Linked DNA regions of Homo sapiens: all the other regions are linked to region 2. A link is an interaction called in ENCODE POLR2A ChIA-PET data of the cell type or tissue named here. Cell type or tissue: HepG2. All regions are shown on one strand.

Region 1 (8,000 bases), 190 kb after region 2:
TGGGGCAGCTCCCTGCTCCGACCCCACCTCCCACCTCCCCCAGCAGCTCAGACAGCCATCTGTGCGGCAGATGAGCTGCACACAGAAGGTGCTCGGCAAACACTTGCCGAATCCCCTGAAATGGTCCATCTGGGCCCCTTTACAAATCGAATTCTTTCTAGATCAGTGGCGCCCAACAGAATTATAATGTGAGCCACACACGTCATCTTACATTTTCTAGTGGCTAACTAAGAAGTAATAATAATAAAAAGAAACAGGTGAAATTAACTTTAGCAATATACTTTGTATATAAAAATCATTATCATTCCAACATGTAATCGTATAAAATTTGTAAGATTTTTATAGTCTCTTTTTCTAGTACCAAGGGCTTGAAATTCAGTGTCAGTTTGGAATTGCCACATTTAGAGTGCTCAGTAGCCGCATGGGGCTTGCAGCTACCACCCTGAGCTGCAGCTCTGAACTCTAACCAGGACTCGGGGCAACTGGGGCCCAGGCTGGAGCTCAGCTCAGAAGGAAGGTGCTAGGTGGAGTCCTCCAGCCACAAGTCACAAAGCAGACTGTGTTGGGGGGCCTTTGCCACTGCACCCCCCTCCCCACCGTCCTCACTTGCCTTCCCCACCTGGCACTGTATCTGGTGGGAGGAGATGGGCAGGGCGTGGGAACAGAAGGAATGGATGAGGACTTAGAGATGTGTGAGCAGCTCTCACAGCCATACACTGCCCCTGCTGGGGAGTCCATGTGGACCCCTCAGCTGGGACTGACCCCATCACCTGTAGTGAGACACACCAAGAAACACGCCCCATCAACACAAAAATGTCTGCTAGGCCAAATCTGGCACAAGCTTAGTGACAGCTGAGTTAAATTACTGTATCCATGGTGCAGTCACCAAATACTTGCAGCCCTCAATCATTTTCAGCTGTCTTTTTGGGGACAACAGAGACATATACAGATTGTCAATTCAACATGAGCTCATTTTATTAGACGCAATCAGCCATATGGCACTTTGCGACCAGTAGACGTGCTCCTTTGACAATCAGTGTTATTGAGCCTGCTCAGTAATGAGTTAGCTACTGGTCTTGTCTTCCCTTAGAAGAATCCATTTAACTCCTATGAGTGAGTCAGCTTTTTCCTAAGTGACATCTTTGAGGGGAATGCAATGCCAGCTTGTCACATGCCAGGCTCTGGCGCTCAGTTCCAGAATGTTAGAGCTGGGAAGGTCTTGGTTCTCTCCTAGTCCTGTGGCTTTTGAGCTTTACTTTCTAAGTGCAAAACTTTCTTTCAAATGAAATCTTATGGGGAGGCCTGACTAAGACAGATTCTTCTGTAGGAGCTGGAAGGACAGCACAGAGCTCTCCCTCCCTTCCTCCTCCCCAGGCACCTCTGTGTGGTCAGGGTTTATTAGAAAACCAGCAACGCTAGGCAAGCCACTCATTGTACACATCTTAAAAGCAGGACCCAGAGCAGCTGTGTGTGATATAGTCACACTGTGCCATGACAGAGCCAGGGTTGGAATTCCACTCTCAGATTCTAAGACCTCTACTATTATTATTATTATTATTATTATTTGAGATGGGATCTTGCTATGTTGCCCAGACTAAAGTGCAGTGGCCCTTACAAAGATCTCTATTTTAGTATTTCCAGAGAGTTCCATGGAAGATCTTTGAAAGATACAAATGGTCCCACATGTAGAAACAGGTTATCATGAGGTTTGTTAGAGTTTATTGAGTGCTGTGTGAGAGGCCCCATGCAATGGCTTTCCATGCCAGCCCACAAATTTCAAACTGCAGTAGGAATGGCATTACGTTCCCAGCCTAAATGCAGTTATCCCTAACTGCCCTCAGGACCTGGCATCTAGAGGCTGGGGCACCATGGGGTCCCAAATTCTCTGTGCCCTGAGACCTTGAGTCTATAGAACCAGCATGAATGATATAGAAGTTATTAAGAAATTGTTTTAGGCAGTTAGTGTGGGTAAAAGAGTTCTCAGTGGAATTTCCTTTTAATAAAAAGCAGCCCCCAAACCATTTCTTTTCTAACAGAAAGCAGCCCAAAAGCCAAGCTGCAAGCATAGATAAGCAAGCTGGAAGGTCACATGTGTAAGTGCCAGCAGCTGTACCTGGAAGCCAAGTACATTCCAACATGGTGACTTCCCCTCCCTCTCCTTGTTGTCACCTGTGCAGGTGTCATGGCACCACCAGGTTGAGGCCACATTTGCATAATAAAAGATTAGGGTGGGAGGGCCAGTTTCTTCGAAGGCTGTGTAAATGACATACCTGGCCAAACCAATCCCCTGGGACCTACGTAAATCAAACACCGCCTCCTCAAGCCCCTCTATATAATCAACTGCATCCCACCCCAAACTTAGAAACCCTCTTGGGCACCCCCTTCCTCTGCCTGAGGAAGCTCTCTCTCTCTCTCTTCTTTCTGTGTCTATTAAAGTTTCCGCCCCTTAAACCTACTCCGTGCGTGTGTGTCCATGTCGTTAATCTTGTCGGCTCGAGACAACGAACCTCGGGTATTTCCCCAGACAACGAAGCCACTTCACTCTCAGATTGGCTAATGAGGCCCCTGCTACTGTGGAGCTGGCAGAGGTTTTAGTGGGAAGGGTCAAGAAGGGCCTTCATGGGGCCCTGGGGGTTCCTTAGCAACAGCAGCAGAGGGCTGTAGATAGGTCTATGGATGTCAGGGAAGACTCTAACTGGGGTGGGAAGGCAGATTCCACAGAAAAGGACAGCTAGCTAGCGATAGTCAGGTTCTATTATACATCTGGGAGACCTGTACTTGGCAGGCACTAAATGGGCTATGAGCTAAGGCCTGGGCTGGACCCTGGGGACGGCCACGACATCTGCCTACCAGAATGGGCAGAAAGACCTCCGGGGATGCATCAGATTCTTCATCTGCCTCCCCATCTGCTCAGACTGTCTCTAACCACCTACCACCATTGTCCTGGTTGAGCAGAAGAGGAACATAAGCCAGGCCCGTGTGCAGAGGTCCATGCCTGTAATCCCAGTGCTTTGGGGGGCTGAGGCAGAAGGATCACTTGAGGCCAGGAGTTCAAGACCAGCCTGGGTAACACAGTGAGACCCTGTCTCTACAAAAAATAATAATTATCCAGGCATGGTGGTGTGGGTCTGTAGTCCTAGCTACTTCGGAGGCTGAAGTGGGAGGGTTTGTTGGGTTCAGGAGTTCAAGGCCACAGTGAGCTATGATTGTGCCACTGCACTCCACCCTGGGTGACAATGAGACCTTGTCTCTAAAAAAGAAAAAAGAACATAAGCCGATATCAAAGACCACAGAGGTGCAAGTCAGGGCCAAAAAGGGACCAACAAGGCGTTGCTGGGCTTCCCTGAAGGAGGTCCTGGAGCCCCCAGAGGCTGGCCGGCCTGGGCTAGGACGGGGCTGTCGTTATGGCTCTAATCTATTGCCATTACCACCCCCACCCAGCCCCCTACTCCCCCACTCCCCTACATACACACCAAGTCCCTGCCTAGGTCAGGCGGGCTGAGCCAAGACAAACACAGCACATGAGCTCACTATTCTGAGGCTGCAGCTCAGATGTGCTATCTGAAATGTGGGGTTTGGACTGGGGTCTTAACCGGAAAAAATAAGCAAGAAATTTTGAAACAAAAGAAAATGTTAACTTGAACCATTTCAGGGATCACTTTACCTTAAAGCTGTTCAGATTCAAACATTGCTAATGGCAAAGCCAAGATTTAAATGGGCCCATTGGGAAAAGAAGTAAAATGGGGGGATTTCCAGGAATGGATAAGAAGGTTAGAATCTGCAGTACATTAAAATTTTAAAAGGATAAAAGGTAGAAAACCAGCCCCAGGAGATTGCCATGAACTCTGACATGAGGGGGTTGGAGCACAAGCCCCACCTTTCCTTCTGCAATTGCAGATTTCCAGGATTCAATTCCATTTCAATTGCCTCATTTCCTTTTTCTCTTTCTTTGTTGCACAGTGATAGTTTGGAAAGTGGGAGGGACAGGCTAGAGGAGAAAGGGCTGGGGATAATGGGAGACAGTGTGGTAAAGAGGAGCACCACAGTACTCCGTCCCTAAAGAAGGGACTCAGAATGGGCAGCTCCTCAGAGCCAGCAGGTGAGGCCAAGTACACCAGCTTCTTGGTGCATTTTCAGTGACAGGTCATTTTCCTCCTACAAGTGCGTGTCTCCCTATCCAGGGAAAGAGCAATAGTAGGTGAAGGTTGTTAGTTGCCTGAGCAGAGAAATGGAGGCTTGATGTTAAGTTGAGACCAGATCTCAGTGAGCTTTGAAAGCTGTGAGAGTTTGGACCTTATTCCATAGGTGAGGGTCCGCAATCACATACAGATCTGTGGATGCTCTGGAGGAGTTTACATTCTCACGAGAAGGACAAGCAATTAACTATCTAAGCTATTGCATTTAATTAATTAACCTTGGCAAGCCCTACCAAGGACAAGTATGAGTTACCCTGACAGCAGATAATGGGGACAGGACTTCCTCTGTGGTTACCGACAGGAGATGACCCAAATTAGGGGGAGGAAGAGCATGAGTTTAGTCTGGGAATTGTTGAGCTTGAAAGGGGCTGTAGATGCCCAGTGGCAAAGGAAAGCAGACAGTTAAAATTGGATTAGCTATGCCAATCTAGAGCTCAGAAAGAAAGAGAGAGCTACAGATATGGTTGGAATTGAAGGCATGGACATAGATGGATGGGATTATTTGGGAAGAATATAGAGACATATGAGGGTCTAGAATGGAACCTTCACAATAACATTTGAAAGTCAGGTAGGGAAGGATAAATCAGCAAACGAGACTAAGGAAGCATGTGTCTGATCCATTGATTATTGTGTTCCCTAGAACCAAGCCCAGTACTTGGCATAGAGTAATCAATAAACATTTATTGAATTGAAACGTATATCATCTTGATTGTCTTTTCCCAGTGAAAAAACAAGCTGTGTTAATCAGCTATTGCTGCAATGGTGTTGTGTAACAAACGACCCCACAGCTCAGAGATTCTCTAGCTTCACAGCTAGCTCCAGTCTGTTCACATCTCCCAGCTGGGGCTGAGCCTGAAGGGCAGTGGTTACTCATGCTCTCATGGCAAGCACTTTTAGAGCCAGTGCCCGCATCATGCCCACCCACATTCCATTGGCAAGCCATAGCCAATCCCAAAATCAAAGAGACAAGTCGTAGATGAGAATGAGCACTTACTTTAGACCCTGAGCAATTTGTGTTCAAATCCTGGATCTACCACTAATAAATGCATCAACTAAGTCAACTTACTTAACCTATCTGAGCCTCATTTTCCACACCTTTAAAACAGGTGTAATAATAGCTCCTTTAGGGGTCTTGAGGATTAAACATGATATACATGAAGAACTTATGACACCTGGTAAGTGAGAAATAACCAGTAGCTACTGTGATCTCTGACCTCCCCTTCTAACTGTAGCCCTGAATCTCAAAAGCTTGGATGCTTTAACCAGAGCTCCATGCTCACATCTCAGGTGGGGTTGTGCCCACATCCCCCAGCAGCTCAGGAGAAAAGCTCACCCTGAATTCCGTCTCTGAGACACACCCTGGGGCAGGAAAGGGAGCAGAAAAAATAATCAAGAAGTCTTGAGGCAGGGTCCAATTCAGCCATTTACCAAATGCCTCCCAGATTTGCTGGAGCTGATGTTTAGTTTTTATCCAGTCCAAACCCACACTTTTGCCTGGAGGCATCCTTATGAGAAGTCCTCTTACTTTCCAGGCCCAGCTTTTAGTTCTGCCTGTGTTTTGAGTGATACCAAAGTACTAATGGGGAATAAAATTATGCAAGCAGACAGCTTTTCCAAATGGGACTTTTCCCAGACTGCATTTGAACTAGACCTTGGCCTGAAACGCAATATCCAGAGCTTTCTTTGTAGCTTTCTTTATGGCTTGAGAAGTCTTTTTCCATGCACGCTTATGTAAAGATGAAGAATTTATAAGATTCAATGAGATGTCTGGCATCAGTCCCGGCTGTATCTACTGAAGGCTGTTTTCTTTTCTCCATATCCACTGTTTAGTAAATTACCAGAGTAGCCATCAGGAAATAGATGATCAGTGATATTGCCATCATCATTATTTCATAATGGCCATTCAATATGTTTTTCTTTATAGCTCTTAAGAAATGTACTTCTGTAATTCAGCATCCTTTCTCAAATTTTAAGCAGCAGGTTTTCTTTGACATTAATTCATTTACTCTACAAGTATTTATTGAGCACTTACCTGTGTCAGGCACATGGTAAGGGCTGAGAATTTAGTAGTAAATAACTACTGCAGCCACTGCCCTTGTGGCGAGTATAGATGAGGAAACAGAGTCTCAAAAAGAGTAAAGTTTGGCCAAAGTCACAACACAAGTTTGAGCTGAAATTGGAAGTCATATATGCCAACAGGACCAGCTTCATAACTTGCAAAGCCCAGTGGTAGATGAAAATATAGGCACTTGTCCAAAAACGACTAAGAATTTCAAGACAGCAACATCCAAGCATTAAACCAAGTGCAGGACCCTGTCCCACACCCAGGTAGCTGGCGCCGTGCTCTGAGTCATAATTTTTAAATCAGTTTTGACTAATTCTGTACTTAAATGACCATGAAAAAGTGATGGGAGGGGTGTACTGTGGAGTAAGGATGAAACCACCAATAATCTTGAGCTAAGGAACAAACAGGAAATTCACATATGGTATTTCTGTTTGCTGGCCCCTTTTTCAGAGTTAAATGTTTAGACATAGTCCTACCTTGATAAATTTTTCACAGCAGAACACCCCAACTGGGATTTCCAAATCCTTCCATCACACACGGAGGAGCTAGGATTTGCAAACCCACTTGTCTGTATACCAATCCTGTGGGGAAAGACCTTACACATGTAAATAGCCAAACCAGACCAGTGTATGAATCGGTTGGTCGGTCAAGCAAGCACTGACATACTAGCAGGAGTTCTGCCTGTGGTTTTTTTGGTTTATTTCTTTGCAAAGACAACATCAGCTACCAAAGAAAAGGAAACAACTCCACCCTTTACTTGAGATTGTGCACCAAAGTCAGCCTGATTAAACCAGGAGGTTTTGCCCTGTTTTCTGATGGAGATGTGCCCCTACCTTGTTCACTCTGCAGGAAGGCAAAGCATGGGTTTGTTGACCTCATAGCTAATTCATTTGACTGGAGCTAGTGTATGGGAAGATACAGGAGTAGAGGGGAAGATAGATGCACTAATCAGACAGCATACATGGCTGGCCTGCTATCAGCAGTCTGGCCTTCATCTCAACAGACGTTTACTCTACAAAATTGGAAAAACCACTTCACTCTCTGAGCCTGCTCTCCCACCTGTGAAATGGGAAAGTGGGACCAAGTCAAATAAAAATCTCCCAGTTGTCATTGCCATCTGGTAATCGTGCACATCCTCTGGGCTTGGAGCAGCTCCTCTTTCCCATAGTCCCAGGAAAGAGATCCTGGCTCTCAGAGAAAGTGAGGAGAGAACATTTTAAATGCCTTTGTTTCATAACTGCAAACCGGAAGGCCTTGCAGCCTTGACCAGACAGACATCTTAGGGAGGTTTCCTTCCCTCCTCTGATTCCCCTGGGGGACTGGGACTGAAAGATACAAACTGAGGTCCTGCGAGTAGTCATTGCGACCAGTCCTCATCTGGGAAGTGTGTTCCCACAGCACTGGGAGCTGTCCTCTGCCAGCTTAGTTTTTTTTCTCACTTGTTTTAATGGTTCACACACCCACTCCATGTCTGTCTGATTTTCAGGCCACAATGCCCAAGTGTGACCCCAGAAACTCCTTGGTCTCACTGTCTCACAAGGTCAGGTGAAGAGGAAAGAGTAGCTACCTGTTAGAAAGGGTATCCTCTTTCCTTTACCCCTTCTCCTTGTCTACTTTTTCTTCCATTAGTTCTTCCATTTAAAACTCATTTTCAAAAGCTCCCAAATTGCTACTTGGCAGCAGATGGGGCACTGAAAAGAGGAATGACAGGAAAGGTGGAGCCCATCTGATTGACTTTT
Region 2 (8,000 bases):
TAAGTACTATGAGGATAGCACCAAGACAGTAATGAGGGGTCTACTTCCATGACCTAAACACCTCCCACTAGGCCCACCTTTAACATTAGAGGTCACATTTCGCATGAGATTTGGAGAGGACAAAACATCCAAACCATATCACTTGTTATGAAGACTGTAGGGTGGAGTTGGTAGGTGGTTGGACAGCGTGCGGGATCTATGACCATTTTGGGTAATATCCCAGGTTATGGTCTCCAGGTTTTACTGAATTTGCTGGAAAAAATTATGCCTTTCATAAACTAATATTAGTGAATACCTACCTCACGCTCTGTTTTTTTCTTTTAAGAGATGGGGTCTTACTATGTTGCCCAGGCTGAAGTATAGTGGCTGCTCAGAGGCATGATCATCTCACACTACAGCCTTGAACTCCTGGGCTCAAGCGATCCCCCACCTCAGCCTCCCAAGTAGCTGGGACTATAGGCTCCTGCCACCAAGCCCGGGTCCTCTCTATTTTCTTGTAGCATGTTATGTGTCTATTTCTAACATGTTAAGCTGATTAAAAAGACCACAAAACAATGAGGCCAAAATTCTGTAAGTTTTGTGTCATTAATATTTTTTCTAAATAAAACCCACTCAAGTCTTGTTATTTTCTGAGTTTTCATTTCCAGCCTCTCTTATCCTCTAAGCCTTTCCTCATGTCATCTCAAAAATCTCTTCTTCCAATGCTACTCTGACTGTATCATTGCTTGGTTGCTGATTGCCTATCATAATTAGCCAGATTTGTCAGCATGAATGAATGCTCATGTCAGTGTCAGAACAGGCAATACACATTTGTTAAAGGGACAGATGTGTGAATGGGCGCTGATGTTCTGCATGGGTAAGTCCTTCCGCGTGGCTCACCCCTGTTTCTTTCCCACACTGCTGCAACAAGCCTGCCTACAGTTTCCTACCCTGGGATGCCTGCACTAGCATGCACACTGGAGGGCAAGCCTTTACTGACTGGAATGTCTGCACCTGACTATCTGTGCTAGTGGGATCAATGATGGATTCACCACCCGGCTAAGCTTTCCCTGAGTTACCTGGTTGACGATGTTCACTAATCCCATAGCCCCCAGGGCTTGAGAGTATCGTTCACAGCAGAGGAGTTTGCATTTCTTTATGTATGTAGTAACATATTATCTTTTATATGCACTTTACCTGCTTCTTCCTTAGAAGGTAGACTCCTCAGGGCCAGAAATACAGTCCTCTGTTTCTTTTATCCCTCCTCACAGCCTCTGCCAGTGCTCTGCAGCTCAAAGGTCCCTGATAAGCAGAGTGACTTCAGCATTGTAATGAACCAGAGCACAGAGAGAGGCTGTGCAAGCAAAGGGTAGGAGCAGCCCTAGAAGAAGGCACACATTCATTCCTCGGGTTGCAGCCTGTTTACAGAGGGAGAGAATCTCTGCTGCAGTTACCCAGCATCCAGGGGTCCATGCTCTGCCAGCGTCACTCAGCCACGTGAGATGGGGTGATTGGACCAAAGGAGATACATGGTGTTTTATTTAGTGATGGTGGGGCCATTTCTGTTTTTATTTGTTTTTAACTGGGGTATGTGTGTCAGGACCACACAGCAGCAGGGAGAAGCTTCCACCTGCTTGGAACAAAAATGGGAAGGCTGCATTTCCAGGCTGCATTTATCTTATGTGTAGTGTAAGCAGCATCGCTGACTGGGAAAGAAAAAAGGGTAAAGAGCATTATAGATGCCTGATAATTCAGTCCTTAAGAGATGGCTCACTCAATTGCTTGGTTTTGTATTTTCATTTCTTTTCCTGACTGAAAATGGATCTGGAGCCTGAGAGCACCTGATGTTGGGCGAGGCCTCTGGGTACGAGGTGGAAGTTCACATTTCTGGATTATGTGTAGTTTCAGAATGCCTTCTATCTCGGTGTCAGGATAGATGTTAAGATGCAGGAATTCTCATAAATCTTCTCGTTAAAAAGAAGAAAACAACAAAACTTCTCACAGAACATAAAAACCATGTCAGGTGGCCGGGCGTGGTGGCTCATGCCTGTAAACTCAGCACTTTGGAAGTCCAAGGTGGGTGGATCACGAGGTCAGGTATTTGAGACCAGCCTGGGCAACATGTGAAATCCCGTCCCTACTAAAAATACAAAAATTAGCGGGGAGTTGTGGCACACTCCTGTAATCCCAGCTACTCAGGAGGCTGAGGCAGGAGAATCGCTTGAACCCAGGAGGCAGAGGTTGCAGTGAGCCAAGATCATGCCATTGCACTCCAGTCTGGGCGACAGAGCAAGACTGTCTCAAAAAAAACCCCAAAAAAACAAAAAAAACCCATGTCAGGTTGCTCCCCTGAGCAAGGCCAAGCTCAGTTTTCACCTGGTGGTCCCATGGGGAGCTTCCTGTGGCTTAGTGTTTGCGTCTGCCATTTGCTATCCCTCCCCAGCACACCTTCCTGTGGATGGAACTTGCCAGAACTTCCTCAGCAACCCTGAAGAGGAAAGCTGGAGGCCCCAACAGACGCAGAAGTGGGCTGCACTGCTGTGCTTCCATGGGGCAGTCAGGGCTCAGGGCCCCAGCAGCAGGCCAAACCCCAGCCCAGCTCCCTTGCAAACCTCCTCTGTCATGTACCCTGGGAGTCAGGTCCAACCCCACTATGTCACAACTGAGGAAACAGAGGCCCCGAGAAGTTCAGGGAGAGCTGGGGTCAAGATGCTAGATCCTGCCTCTGGGTGTGGTGGCTTTTGTTCTTGTCATCCGGTGGGCACTGGGCCTGCCCCGCACAGCTCCTTCACCCCGGAGAGGTGACAGCAGACTACATTAGGCCCTGCCAGGCCCAAAGACTCCAGCCTGTTAATCTTTAACCAGAGCTCTGGACAAAGGTAGCCCTTCTGACCTCCTGAGAGTTTCTGAATAGCTCGGAGGCTTCTGTGACAGAGCCACACGTTAGCAATGACATATATTTAGTGCAGGGAGGCATGTTGAGTACAGTTCTAAATTCTGTTGTGAATTGTGCCCAGGGAACAAGCACAGAGAACATTTTCACCATGGATATGTATGTACTTGTAAGAAGCAGCTGGGTGGTTCCTTCAGCAATCTGCTGAGCTGTGGCGATTACATCACACACTGGTGCAAAGGCCTTGAACCATTAATGTGCTGCCTCTGCGAGGGTGACCAGGATTCCAGCAATGAACAGAGAAGGTGCTTGTCCCCACTGCTCACTGGGTGCCTTCAGATTCTTAACTTTTGTCTTTTTCTTTTTTCTTTCACTTCTTACCTGTATCTATAAAACAGGACTCTGTTTGCTTTGAAAAGAGCCAGAATGACCTCAGGGGTCAGTGACTCATGCTGTTGGCTCTGTGAACACAATCGAGTGCCCCTTACGTAAGAAGCTCCTGCTATCTGAGGGAAGGGAGGTCCGAGCCATTATTCCTTGGTTATAAACACTCCATGTGGTTTTGTTTGGTGGTTTTAAAAAAGGTGTGTCCACAGGGTTGGTGTTCTAGAATCGTGGGCAGAAAGAAGTCTAGCTCCTTTCATCCAAGGTTCTAAAGGGTTCTCTGAGCTGTAACTCAGCTCTAACTGGACAAAGAGGCAACAATTCCCCTCATTTCCTGTGCGCTGTCACCACAGGAGGCTACACTTAAGGAGGTCAACTCAAGTTGTTTGGACCAAGCTTCCGCAGTTGTTCCCATTATCCTGTTTGAATCCATTCACTCTTACACTGGCCATGCAAATAGACACTCCCCAAGGAAAGAAGGACCTTAGAAAATAAGTGATCTCAGTTTTCATCTGACTTTCTTCTGGGGTGTGGGGCTGGTCATGGGTCTATATTCCCTGCTGTGGTCAGGGCCCTGTGGGACATGTGGCTGTGTCCCAGCCCTCTAGCACAATCTGCCGTCACTCCTGGGCTTTTGTATGCCTGCTCCCATTTGCTCTTATCTCCTCAACAACCACGTCAGGTAGATAATACATACCATCAGTCCCAGTTTACAGATGAAAAAAGTGAGGCACAGGGAGCTTCAGTAACTTGATCAAGACTAGAATTCAGAGAAATAGCCAAACCATGACTCATGATCCTCTTGCTCCAAAGTGCGTTGTCTCCCCCACAGCCCACTATATTTGTTGTTTATTTTTGAAAATGGTCATGAACTCAGCTAAGACGCTGGGGCAGTGGAGCGGAGGGAGAGAGCCTGCTCTTCACAGAGGGCTTATGGGGTGAGAGGAAGGGAAGCTAAGTACAGGGCAGGCCGGGGCCATCTAAGGTGGCCTCTGACCATCCTGGAGAGGCATGGGGCTAGAGAATGAAGAATGAGGCAGAAATGAGCGTTTTTGAACTGGTTTACCGAGCAAGAACTAGAATGGAAGGGGACATATTACAAATGACAAATGCCTGATCCAAAGCCCATGAGATGCTATTGATGAGGGCCACGGACCCTTACTCTGTGCAGACACAGAGGCTTGGATGCACACACTTGCATACACACACACACACACACACGCACTGTTTTGTTTTGCTCTGCTTTATTTTTGCCACTGTGGAATAATAAGAAGTACAGTCACGCATTGCTTAATGATGGGGATGCAGTCTGAGAAATGCATCAGGTGATTTCATTGTTGTTTGAACGTCATAGAGAGTACTTACACAAACCTAGACGGTATAACCTACTACATACCTATACTATATGGGATAACCTATTGCTCCTGTACCAAATACTGTAGGCAATCGTAACACAGTGGTATTTGTGAATCTAAACATATCTAAACACAGAAAAGGTACCATAAAAATGTGGTTAGAAAAGATGAAAAATGGGGCTGGGCGTGGTGGCTCACGCCTGTAATCCCAGCACTTGGGAGGCCAAGGTGGGCGGATCACTTGTGGTCAGCAGTTTGAGACCAGCCTGGCCAACATGGTGCAACCCCATCTCTACTAAAAGTAGAAAAATTAGCTGGGTGTGGTGGTGTGTGTCTGTAATCCCAGCTAGTCGGGAGGCTGAGGCAGGAGAATCATTTGAACCTGGGAGGTGGAGGTTGCAGTGAGCCGAGATTGTGCCACTGCACCACTGCACTCCAGCCTGGGCCACAGAGCGAGACTCTGTCTGAAAAAAAAAAAAATTAAAAAAAAGATGAAAAAAGGTACACGGTCTAGGGTAGTTACCGTGAATGGAGCCTGTGGGACTGGAAGTTGCCCTGAGTGAGCCAGTGAGTGAGCGGTGAATGAATGGAAAGGCCTGGGATGTTACATTACTGTACACTAAATTTATTTTAGCTACACTAAATTTATTAAAAAATAAAGTAATTGCACTATGACATTATGACAACCATGGCATGCATCGCTAAGGGATAGGTATTTTTCAGATTCATTGTAATCTTTTGAGATCACCATCATATGTATGGCCCATCCTTGGCTAAAATGCCATTATTTAGCATATGACTGTACACATATTGGTCTCTGCCCTCAGTTCCTGACACAGAGCTCTTAAAATCCTTGGAGTTTCTTGAGAGATAGGAGTGCTAGTAGCATCTTTTGTTCTAATCGGGCAACTCTGGCTGGGCTCCTAGATAGCCTCGGGATGGGAGTTGGTGGCCAGGGGAACCAACCATGTGATTATAAAGTTGGAACTTTCACCCCCACCCCTAACCTCAGGGGAGGGAAGAGGGGCTGAAGGTTGAGCTGAACATCAATGGCCAATGATTTAATCAATCATGCCTACATAATGAAGCCTCTATAAAACCCCAAAGTACAGGGTTCAGGGAACTTCCAGGCAGCTGAACTCATGGAGGTTTCTAGAGACTCGCACACAAGGAGAGGACATGAAGGTCTGAGCGCCTTCCACATGCCTCGCCCTGTGCCTCTCTTCATCTGTATCCTACATAATATCCTTTATAATACACCAGTAAACACAGCTACGTGACTCTCTGAGTTCTGTGAGCTGCTCTAGCAAATTAATTAAACCCAAGGACAGGGTCTTAGGAACCCAGATTTATAACCAGTCAGAAACCACAAGTAAAATAACCTGGGGCTTGTGATTGGCATCAGAAGTGGTGGAGGTCTTGTGGGACTGAGCCCTCAACCCGTGGGATCAGATGCTATCTTCAGGCAGGTAGTGACAGAAATGAATTGAATTCAAGGACGTCCAGCTAGTGTCTACTGGAAAATCTGTAGAATTGCTTGCTTGCGTGGTGGGGGGACATACCCATACATTGGTGACAGAGGTCACAGAAGTACCCTGTGTTATGAGAGAATAGTAGGAGAAACTGAGTTTATTTTTTCTTTCTCTCACAGAAACTGAAAGGCATTTATCCTCACATTAGAGTATAGCATGCTGAATTGTCTGTCTATAGCTGCAATTCCACCCAAGACTTATGCTAACTTTTAAGATTTTTGTCTCATATCAAAACTGAGAAGACTCTCAAAAGAAACATCACTCAAGCAAAAAACTTTTAAAGCTTTTCAAAATAATCGCAACTCATCCTGCACTTCATAATTCTATCACCATTAGAGTGAATTAATTGTGTGATTATATGTTTGCCTTCCATAGACTGTGAGCTTCATAAAAGTTGGAACCAAGCCTGTCATTCATTTATTCAATAGAGACCTACCGAGTGCCTACATGTGTCAGATACCATTTCACTTGTAGGGCCGCAAGAGTGAATGAAACACGAGATTCCACAGCAGATGGTCTCAATTTCTTTGTGTCACTGACCCCCTGGAATCCCAGCCTACAGTAGGCACTCAATGAATACTTATTGGATAAGAGATGAACACATTTCCAGCTTATTCTTCCCACCCCAAATCTTTCCTTAATAAGAGGTCTGGGTTTTCACACAGCCCTGCTGGAAAGCCCCCTTTGGCCAAACACTGTAGTCTCTGCAGACAGCTCTCAGCCTGTGGCCTGTGGTTAGGCCCACTCTGTCTGATACTCTAAGCACTGGCTGAAGACAGTGACAGAGAAAGGAGAAACAATGCCCCATTCCAGCAGGAGGAGGGAGGAAGGATGAGCAAAGAGGGCTGACCCATTTTTCTTGGCTAACCGTGAAGCTCCCAACTGTGTCCTGGGGCTCTGGCAGGGACCCTGGCGACAGCCCTGACCCCTGCTCTGTGCTGCATTATTCAGCAAGACTGTGACGTTATCACTGTGAGGTGGGTGAGTCATCAACAAAGCTGCTATCCAGAATCTCATGAGCTCAGCCTGAGGGGCTGATGCCAGCCTGTTCACCGACTCTGGAAGACAAAAGGCTATGTTCCCTGCTGGGCTCCCCTTCCCTGCTCCTGGGACCCTGGGCAGGTCCCTCTCTATAGGGGTGATGGTAAAGGAACCTGAGCTTTAATAAGGGAGAAATGTGTGTCCAGTATGGGAGCTGCCGCTGTCTGAACAAATATGGAATCATAATCAAGTCCAATCTTGGTTTTTAAATTTGGAAATGGGTATAATAAGATTTATCCCAAGACGTTGTTGAAAGGTTATTTGTACTGCATCTGGCACTTCATACATGATTGGTGTTATTTCCCAGGCATCTCAATTGAGATCCTACACAGTTTCATGCTCATGATAACTGCAAATCATAAATCATAATCTTATTCCTATCTCTTCCTGTACATCATGGCTGGGGGACAGAGGAATAACCCACTCCAAACCCCTATATGCTTCCTCTTTGGGGAGAGGAAGGCACAGTGTGTCCTATTTGGTCCTGTAGGTGTTGGGTTAGCTCCACTGCAAACCCCACATTTGAACACAGCCAGCCTGTCTGCAGCCTGGCAGAGTTTCCTGTCTTCCTCACTGCCTATGCCACTTCTCACCCTTTCTACTCCTACTCTTTCTCCATGTTCCTCACTCTTATCTGAACTCCATGAATTTCCTTTCCTGCCTTTAGAAATTTCTCCTACTTGGCTGGGCGCGGTGGCTCACGCCTGTAATCCCAGCACTTTGGGAGGCCGAGATGGGCAGATCACAAGGTCAGAAGATCGAGACCATCCTGGCTAATATGGTGAAACCCCGTCTCTACTAAAAATACAAAAAAAT
Region 3 (8,000 bases), 55 kb before region 2:
AATCAAGGCTTCGCTGGGCTTCTGAAGCATTTAGCACAAATCCTATCTGACATAAATTGGAGAAGTTGGTCCCTCTAAAATCTAGATTTTGTGGTTCTCAAACTTCAGTAGGTGTAAGACACACTTGGAGAGGTTGTAAAATGCAGATTCCTTGGCTCTACTCCTAAGGGATCCTAATTCTGGAAGTCTGGAGTGTGGCCCCAGAATCTGCATTTTCACAAGCACTGGAGAAAAACCTAGGGCTTCGTCCATCCTATGGTGTTTCAAAAGATCTCCCCCTCCAGCCCCATGGGTAGAGAATCAGGGTGGAGTCCAATTAGGGCGTGATTGGTGTCCAGGGAAGTGCTGAGCCCCCAGGGGACTAAGGTCCATGTTGGGTGGCCCACCTAAGGAGTAAGACAAAAGTAGGAACCAAAAGCACACAAAACCAAACAAATTGAATAATGAAGAATAGAAAATGAACAGAAATGAAGCAAGTCTTTAAAAAATAGAGACAGGATCTTGCTCTGTCACTCAGACTGAAGTGCAATGGCATGATCATACCTCACGGGTCTCAAACTCCTGGTCTCAAGCTATCCTCCTGAGTAGCTAAGACTACAGGTGTGTGTCACCATGCCTGACTAATTTACATTTTAAAAAATAGAAATGAGGTCTTGCTATGTTACCCAGGCTGGTCTCAAACTCCTGGCCTCAAGTGATCTTTGAGCCTCGGCCTCCCAAAGTGTTGGGTTTACAGGGATGAGCCACTGAGACTGACCAGAAGCAAGTCTTTTTACATGGTTGCATGGGCATGTCAAATGCACATAAAGGAATCAAGACAGAGTAAGATAGTTAAAAAACGACACAGGAGACAGGACTGTGAATGTCTGGTGTCCATAGCTCAGAATGTCCTGGAAAGAGGAGGGAAGGTGGGAAGAAGGGGATAGTAGATGACCTGATTCTGGGCCTTGGTGTCCCTATCTCATGGTACAGGACCCTGCCCTGGCGGGGGGGGGTCTCATGACAAGTGCCTCCTTAACTGAGGAAGGTCTTGGGCAGCAGCTCGGCAGACATAAGCCCTGAATCTCATGCTATATTTCAAAATGGGAGGATTCTCCCAGGCAAATAAATAAGGGAGTTGTTAACATTGACAAGATGGCCCCATGCAGAGTCAGTTCCTCTCACAGGCTGCTTGTAGAATTAAACAAAAATAATAACCAAATTACAGAGTCAAATTACAAAGAACAAAAAGTCTCTTTACCTACTGCTTCTGAAGTCTCCTTTCTCTTCTGTGTAAACTAATCTGATGAAATGAGCTGCTTTACTCGTTAAATATGTCAACTCCCTGGGGATGTATCCCGCCAGGGGCAGGCTGTGTAAGATCCAGCCTCTTCGTACCACCACTTCAGCTGCGATAAGAAGGTGCTTAACTTGACGGGTGAAATAGAGCGAGAACACTGGTGATAGTCACTGCTTAGTTCTAAGTGTGCTTCTGTGCAGTGATTTAAGCAGCACAGAAGAGGGGGAAGGGAGATTTAGATACATTTTATCTTTATCTTTAGTTCTGATAGGATATGGCTCACACATCCCAAACCCTAACCCTGCTTAATCTCCTTACTTGTGGGGAATTCAGCTACATCTAAATGTTTATGTGCTGCTGATGGTGGCAGGGGACATCTGTTTCAGAGGTACGTGCAGATCATCAGAAAATTATCTAATGACTCAGTGTCTCCCGGTAGAGGAAAACATTGGTCTAATTAGAAATCCTGAGCCAGAGCTTAAGTTTCAGATAGAAGACAGCATCCAGGGACAAGGAGGCTTTGTAATTACTCCCAGAATTCTTTTACATAGGGTTGTGTGTGTGTGTGTGCGCACGTGTGTGGTACGATGTGTGTGTGGACTGTGTGTGTGTATGGTTTGTGTGTTTGTGTGGTCTGTGTGTGTGTGTGTGTGGTCTGTGTGTATGGTCTGTGTGTGTGGTGTGTGTGTGTGTGTGTGTCTGTGTTTATGTGTGGTCTGTATGGTCTGTGTGTCTGTGTGTGGTCTCTATGTGTGTGTGTGTGATCTGTGTGATGTGTGTCTGTGTGCATGTGTGTGTATGTGTGGTCTGTGTGGTCTGTATGGTCTGTGCGTATGGTTGTGTGTCTGGTCTGTGTGCATGGTCTGTGTGTGTGTAGTCGGTGTGTATGTGGTTTGTGTGTGATCTGTGTGGTCTGTGTGTGTAGTGTGTGTGTGTGTGTGTGTAGTCTGTGTGTATGGTCTGAGTGTGTGTAGTCTGTGTGTATGTGGTCTGTGTGGTCCGTGTATAGTGTGTGTGTATGTGGTCTGTGTGTATGGTCTGCATGTGTGTAGTCTGTGTGTATGTGGTCTGTGTGGTCTGTGTGTATGGTCTGCGTGTGTGTAGTCTGTGTATGTGGTCTGTGTGTGTAGTGTGTGTCTGTGTGTATGTGGTCTGTGTGTGCAGTGTGTGTGTGTGTCGTCTGTGTGTATGGTCTGTGTGTGTACATGGTCTGTGTGTGTGTGGTCTGTGTGTAGTGTGTGTGTGTGGTCTGTGTGTATGGTCCGGGTGTGTGTGTGGTCTGTATGTATGGTCTTTGTGTGTGTGTGGTCTGTGTGTGTAGTGTAGTGTGTGTGGTCCATGTGTGTGGTGTTTGTGGTGTGTGTCTGTGTGTGGGAGTATGTTTACGGAGTGTGGTGTATGTTTGCATGATGTGCCAATGTAGCATGTGGGGCATGTGTGTGGTGTGGTGTAGGTGTGTGTGATGCCTGGTGTGTGTGTGTTGTTTGTGATGTGTGTGCGGCATGTGTGTGTGGTGTGTAGAGTATGCTGTGTGGGGTGTGTGTTTGTGATGTGTATGTGTTGTGTGCATGTGGGTGCATGTGTGTGTGGTGTGTAGAGTGTACTGTGTGGTGTGTGTGTGTGTGTGTGATGTGTATGTGTGGTGTGTGTGTGGGTGTGTGTGGGTGTGGTGTGTGGGGAGAGGAGAGGTGTTGGAAGGTCACCTCCATAGGGATGATGCTGTGTTGTGATTCCTTTCAGAGCTCAACACTGAGTTGGCATTCAGCACCCTGGACTTTTGACTGTTGTTAGAGTCCAGGTGAGTCATCCAGCTTCAGAACACAGTGACTGCTTCCAAGGTTCTGGGCCCCTTAAGGATCTATTTCCTAAGAGATGTGGTAGCTCAGTTCTGTCCTGCAGATAAAGGGTGGGAAGGAAGAAGGGAAAGGATTATACTTTTTCCCACTCCTTTTACCCCATAATGGGGAGGGGATGTGTGTGAGGGCCTCCTGCGTCTTGTTTTCCGCCTCTATTGAGTGGGTGAGGTCTTGCCTCCCTTTCTCGTGCAACTCTTTTAGTGGTTTACAACCTGCAGTCTCTCTGCTCCGTGTCCACAGAGCACAGGAAGCCAACAGCCAGGAGCAGCCTCTGGCATCAGAGGGAGTGGGTTCAAAGTCCAATTCTGCTACTTTCTAGCTGATAAACTGCTTAGCTCCCTGTCCATAAGTGGGCTTGATAGTAAGTGCTTATTACTTCCCAACGACGGGGAGATGCACACAAGCATCTAATGTGGTGGGTGGTACTAGATCGCCATGATTACCTCTGCAGCCACTTTTGGACGCTCGATGCAGCCACATTAGACACTGACCGAGGCCACTGCACACAGACCGGGTGCTGGGTATTGCGGGAACCAAGGAGCAAGCCAGCCAGTCCTGGGGCTCCGTCAGCATCTGGTCCACTGGAGAAGCAGATACATCTCTGGGCCTCATTATGGTCCATCTCTGCTTGGACTTTACATCCTCCACCACCTCACACTCAGCACATTCCAAGCTGAGGATGTTGTAACCTCCCCAAGCCCGCTTCCCCCAGGCTTCCTGCTGTGTCATCAATATCTTCACTTTCCTAGGAACCCAGGCTCCACATGTGGCCTCAGTAACCCCTCCTCTACTTCACACCTTCTGTACCATCGGGAGACCCCAGGGATTCAGCCTTTCATGGAGTGTCTCCCTGCCTGTCACAGTCCTCTTGCAACCCATCCTGCTGAAGATGTGATTTGTTTTAGCCTGGGGAAGAGCAGAGCTGCCTCCTGTGCCAGATAACCCTTGCTAACACATGGCTTTTAACATGCTCCTCACCTGCCCCAACCCAATGGTCCACAGAAAGTTGTGGCTATCTCTCCTCCCTCCAGTTCTGGCATGCTTTTCCTGCCTCATCCCTACTATTCCATGAATGAACCCCACATTTAAGGTAGGGTTTTCTCCCTTGCTGTATCCAAGTCAATCTAGACCTAGTGGCCCAGTTCTATTGACCAGCTGTCCCTGAATTTTCGAGGCCAATTCTTGCATTCTGTGACGAAACTGGTTGTAATCTCTCATACCCCGGGGCACCAGCCTCTACCTTTATGATCTTCTAGACTCTGGAATTCAGGAATGACTTAAGGCCACTTAAAACCACACCCTCCCTTGCCCTCACCTTCCATCTCCTCCCAGGGCACCATATGGCAATTGTTCTACATTCCCTCCAAGATTCCTCCTCCCAAGCCTAGGCCCATATGAATTTTCACTTAGCTCCAGAATCCCCCTTCAGCCATGTATCCCCCAACCAGGTAAGCACTCAGTGGCTCACTTCTGCTGAGTCCTGCGGCGTCGGCATCAACCCTGTTCCCCAGGCCTTCCTTGGTCATGCACCAACCTCCCATCTGAGGCACTCTGGTGCACAGCTCATATTTTGCATTCCCTTCCCTGTGGGCTAGGGCAGTGTTTCTCCCACTTTACAAACTCAGGCTCCCTTTTAATAAGCCTAAGGCCCTCCCCTGCTGCACCATGGAAATGAGCGATGTAGTCTGTACAGGTCTGTGTTGTAACCTCCTCTGCCTCCCTTGCAGGCACCCCTGTTGCTCCTTCCCAAGCCCCTGCTTCCCACCACACCAGTCAAGGCTGCACTCCCCTGGGGCTCTGTAGTTTTTTTTGTAGCATGTACCATAGTCGTGCTTAAATAATTATTGAACTACTTGTGATGAGTTGTTTAATGTGTCTGCTGCATCACAACATCAGCTTTGTGAAGTCAGGGGTTCAGTTTTGTTCGCCTTCGTATCCCCAGCACCTGGCCTACCTATTCCAAGCAAAATCCAGCTCCCTAAAAATACCCTCCTACAACCTGTCAATAAGCTGAAGTTATTCATTGCTTACTGTGGTCTGGGAGAGCCCTGCCCTGATAGTCTGAATAGCAGCATCTCAGATGGGGCATCCAAGTCGGGGTACTTATGAGGCTTTGGGGTTGGGTTTTAGAGGCTGTTCAGTGCAGCAGGGGAGGGGTTTATAGTATGAGGATTGGTGGATGCGGTAATGTGAGGGTTTTGAGGCAAGGGATTCAAAGAACCTTGAGGTATAAATAGTCACTGATGCTATCTATTGAAAAGTCTCATCGTTTAATGATCATTTGAATGAATTCTTCCAGAAAGTTCCTGAAACAAACAAAGTTATTTGCAGCTTTTATTTTCCTGGACAAGTGTTTCATGTAAGAGCAAAGTCACGTTAATGTAGACAGTAAGCTTCAAGGGTGCAGATGATTTGCGTTCTCAGAGTGAACAATTCCAGATGTTGCCCAATCTCCCAAACTCCTAGAACTGCATGTGTGAAGTTTCAGGATGGCCAACGCCTGCCAGGTCGTGCATTATTTCTGAGCAGCCCCAAGGAAGGCTTGCATTTGAGTGTGAACCTCTGCTTCTCGTGCCCCTTCTGTCCTGTCCTGTCCCATCCCATAAGAGGGCCCTTTCTCTCAGCTGCAGTGTAGACAGTACTCTGGTACTGACGTCCCTGAAATGCTACTAAGCCAGTAAGGAAAGCTGGGTGGGTGTGGAGATGGAGAGCACAACTTGGAGCTGAGTGTGTGGGGGATGTGGCTGCTCTGAGGCTTCCCCGTCAAGCGTCTCTGCCATGATGTAGCCACACCACGCATCACTGTTCAGCCTCCTCCTTAGCACCAGGGCCTACACTTTCTCGCAGCCTAGGCTGATATAATAATAACCTTAGACAAATTTAACAGAGTTTAACTGAGCAAAGAACGATTCACAAGTTGGGCAGCTGCTGAACCAGGAGGAGTTCACAGAGGCCCTGGCACTGCCCTGTGATCAAAGATTATTCATAGACAGAAAACGGAAAGTGATGTACAGAAAACAGAAGTGAGGTATAGGAACAGCCGGATTGGTTACAGCCTGGTGTTCGCCTTATTTGATCCTGGTTTGAACAGTTGGTTGCCTTTGATTGACCAAAACTCAGGGATTGGCATAAGAGTAGGCTACAGTTCATTTACATATCCAGTTTGGTTGCAGTTCATATGTACAGAGAAACCTTTAGGCCAAACCTAAAATATGTTGGGAGGTAGATTTAGGTGAAGCTTAACAAGGCCTCCCTATCTCACTCTCCCCATCACAAAAGCAAAACAAGAACTCCTGAGATCTTCAGATCGAGCAGAGCGATTTTGCTCCTTTTAGTCTTCTCTCATCTCTAATCTTCTGCAAAAACAAAATGTCCATTGACGTATTTCCCCAAAGAAAAAATAGTTCCCTCTCTAAAAGGAATTCTATTGTTATCTTAGACAGCAAACAATTCATTTTCCCCACCCCACCTGCATAAATAGAAATTCCATCAGTGGTTGAAAATATTAGGTTGAATCATATGAAATACTCATTTTGTCAGTCAGAAATAGTCAAATAGCAACAATCTCATATCCCCTAGAGTAAAAAATATGTAAAATACTAAGATAATGAATTAATTTGATTATTCTAGGGAATTGTATTCCTATGACTGAACCCAAAGAATTCTAGCAATAAGACTGAAAATAATTTTTTATTGCTGTCAGTAAAAACCATAAGGACAAGGAATAATTTCATTACCCAGAAAGATGGTGTAATAACTGAAACTAATTATGGAGGAAGCTGGTTATATTTCACCCACTGGCATCTCAGTGGGGAACTGTCTGTACTGGGAAATCAAACTGGAGTTGAAAACTGGTATCTGATTTCTACTTTAACCAGGGTTCATGGTGTCAGTTGGAAAGGCAGGCAGGGACTGAATCAAATTTGCAGATCCCCAGGTCAGAGGCAGAATGATAGCCTAACAGAGACAGAGGACTTCCTATGAGCCCCAGTCCTGGACGGTGTTCTAAGTGCCTTGCCGGTAGTATTTATACTCCCTGAGGAAACAGGCACTGAGCAATAAAATGATTTGCTTGGGGTCCCACAACAATAGACAGTGGAGCCTTCTAGCTGCAGGTCCCAGGCTCTTAGACACCATGCTCAACTGCTCTGTTCTTTCAGGGCACCCCACAAAGACACTTGCCCCGAAGGCCAGGGGGGAGAGGGGAATGGTAGTGAGAAAAAAAGGTATTCAGTATTAAGGAAAGAAATGATTTTCACAGTTACCTTTGAAATGGTAATTGGAAAATCTGACCAAGGATGTTGGTCAGATCAACACCCTTGCAGATGGAGCAGGCAGGAGGTTGCACTCTAGCAAGCATGGGGTAGGGTCAGCGAGTTCTTGATCATGCCATGAGAAACTGGCATGGCACTCAGCTGCCATCTGGGGTAGACATGCCCCACTCCTTGGGAACCCAGATCTAGACAACTGCCAACTTTTTCAGAGAATTATGCAGTCTCCTTTTTACGTAGGATGTGTTTTACTGTAATGTACATCCTATTTCCTCTTAGAGATGATCTGCCTGCTTCAGTCCCATTCTCCTCTTAGTATTCTTTTTCATTCTGGGATATGAATAAGAAATTGGATTTAGGCACCAAAGTTCTCACTTGTAGCCCTAATCCTACCAACTATTCCTGGTGCTAGCTTTGAAGCATTCTTTCGGAGCATCAACAGAGGCTCAAATTTCTCCAATCCTAAGTACAACAGCACAGAAATGTCCGCTGTTGCTACTGTTTTATTTGTGGTCTTACCTTCTCTACCAGCATTGAGAACAATGAATCTGTCCTTGCTCTCCCCTCTTCATCACCTCCAGCTCAAGACCCATC

What was found. Peaks named below come from ENCODE experiments on the same cell type or tissue, not always from the same donor. Only the 100,000 strongest peaks of a DNase experiment are listed, where the experiment ranks them.
Region 1: POLR2A ChIA-PET joins it to region 2 with 10 read pairs; 4 of 35 experiments call an interaction of 5 or more read pairs at or near these places.
Region 3: POLR2A ChIA-PET joins it to region 2 with 21 read pairs; 9 of 35 experiments call an interaction of 5 or more read pairs at or near these places.

The regions. Positions count from the first base shown.
Region 1 is chr1:229,028,690-229,036,689 of GRCh38, forward strand. No RefSeq gene overlaps it. Among named protein-coding and RNA genes, the nearest start is that of LINC02815, 120 kb to the right of the region's middle. RefSeq lists a silencer at 3,093-3,387 and an enhancer at 3,093-3,387. In HepG2, no CTCF peak of the experiment used is centred here; DNase peaks (open chromatin) are centred at 3,212 and 3,952.
Region 2 is chr1:228,835,299-228,843,298 of GRCh38, forward strand. No RefSeq gene overlaps it. Among named protein-coding and RNA genes, the nearest start is that of RHOU, 100 kb to the left of the region's middle. In HepG2, no CTCF peak of the experiment used is centred here; DNase peaks (open chromatin) are centred at 1,363, 2,843, 3,353, 7,103 and 1 weaker place; H3K4me3 peaks cover 1,151 bases.
Region 3 is chr1:228,779,993-228,787,992 of GRCh38, forward strand. No RefSeq gene overlaps it. Among named protein-coding and RNA genes, the nearest start is that of RHOU, 49 kb to the left of the region's middle. In HepG2, no CTCF peak of the experiment used is centred here; DNase peaks (open chromatin) are centred at 3,049, 3,399 and 3,779.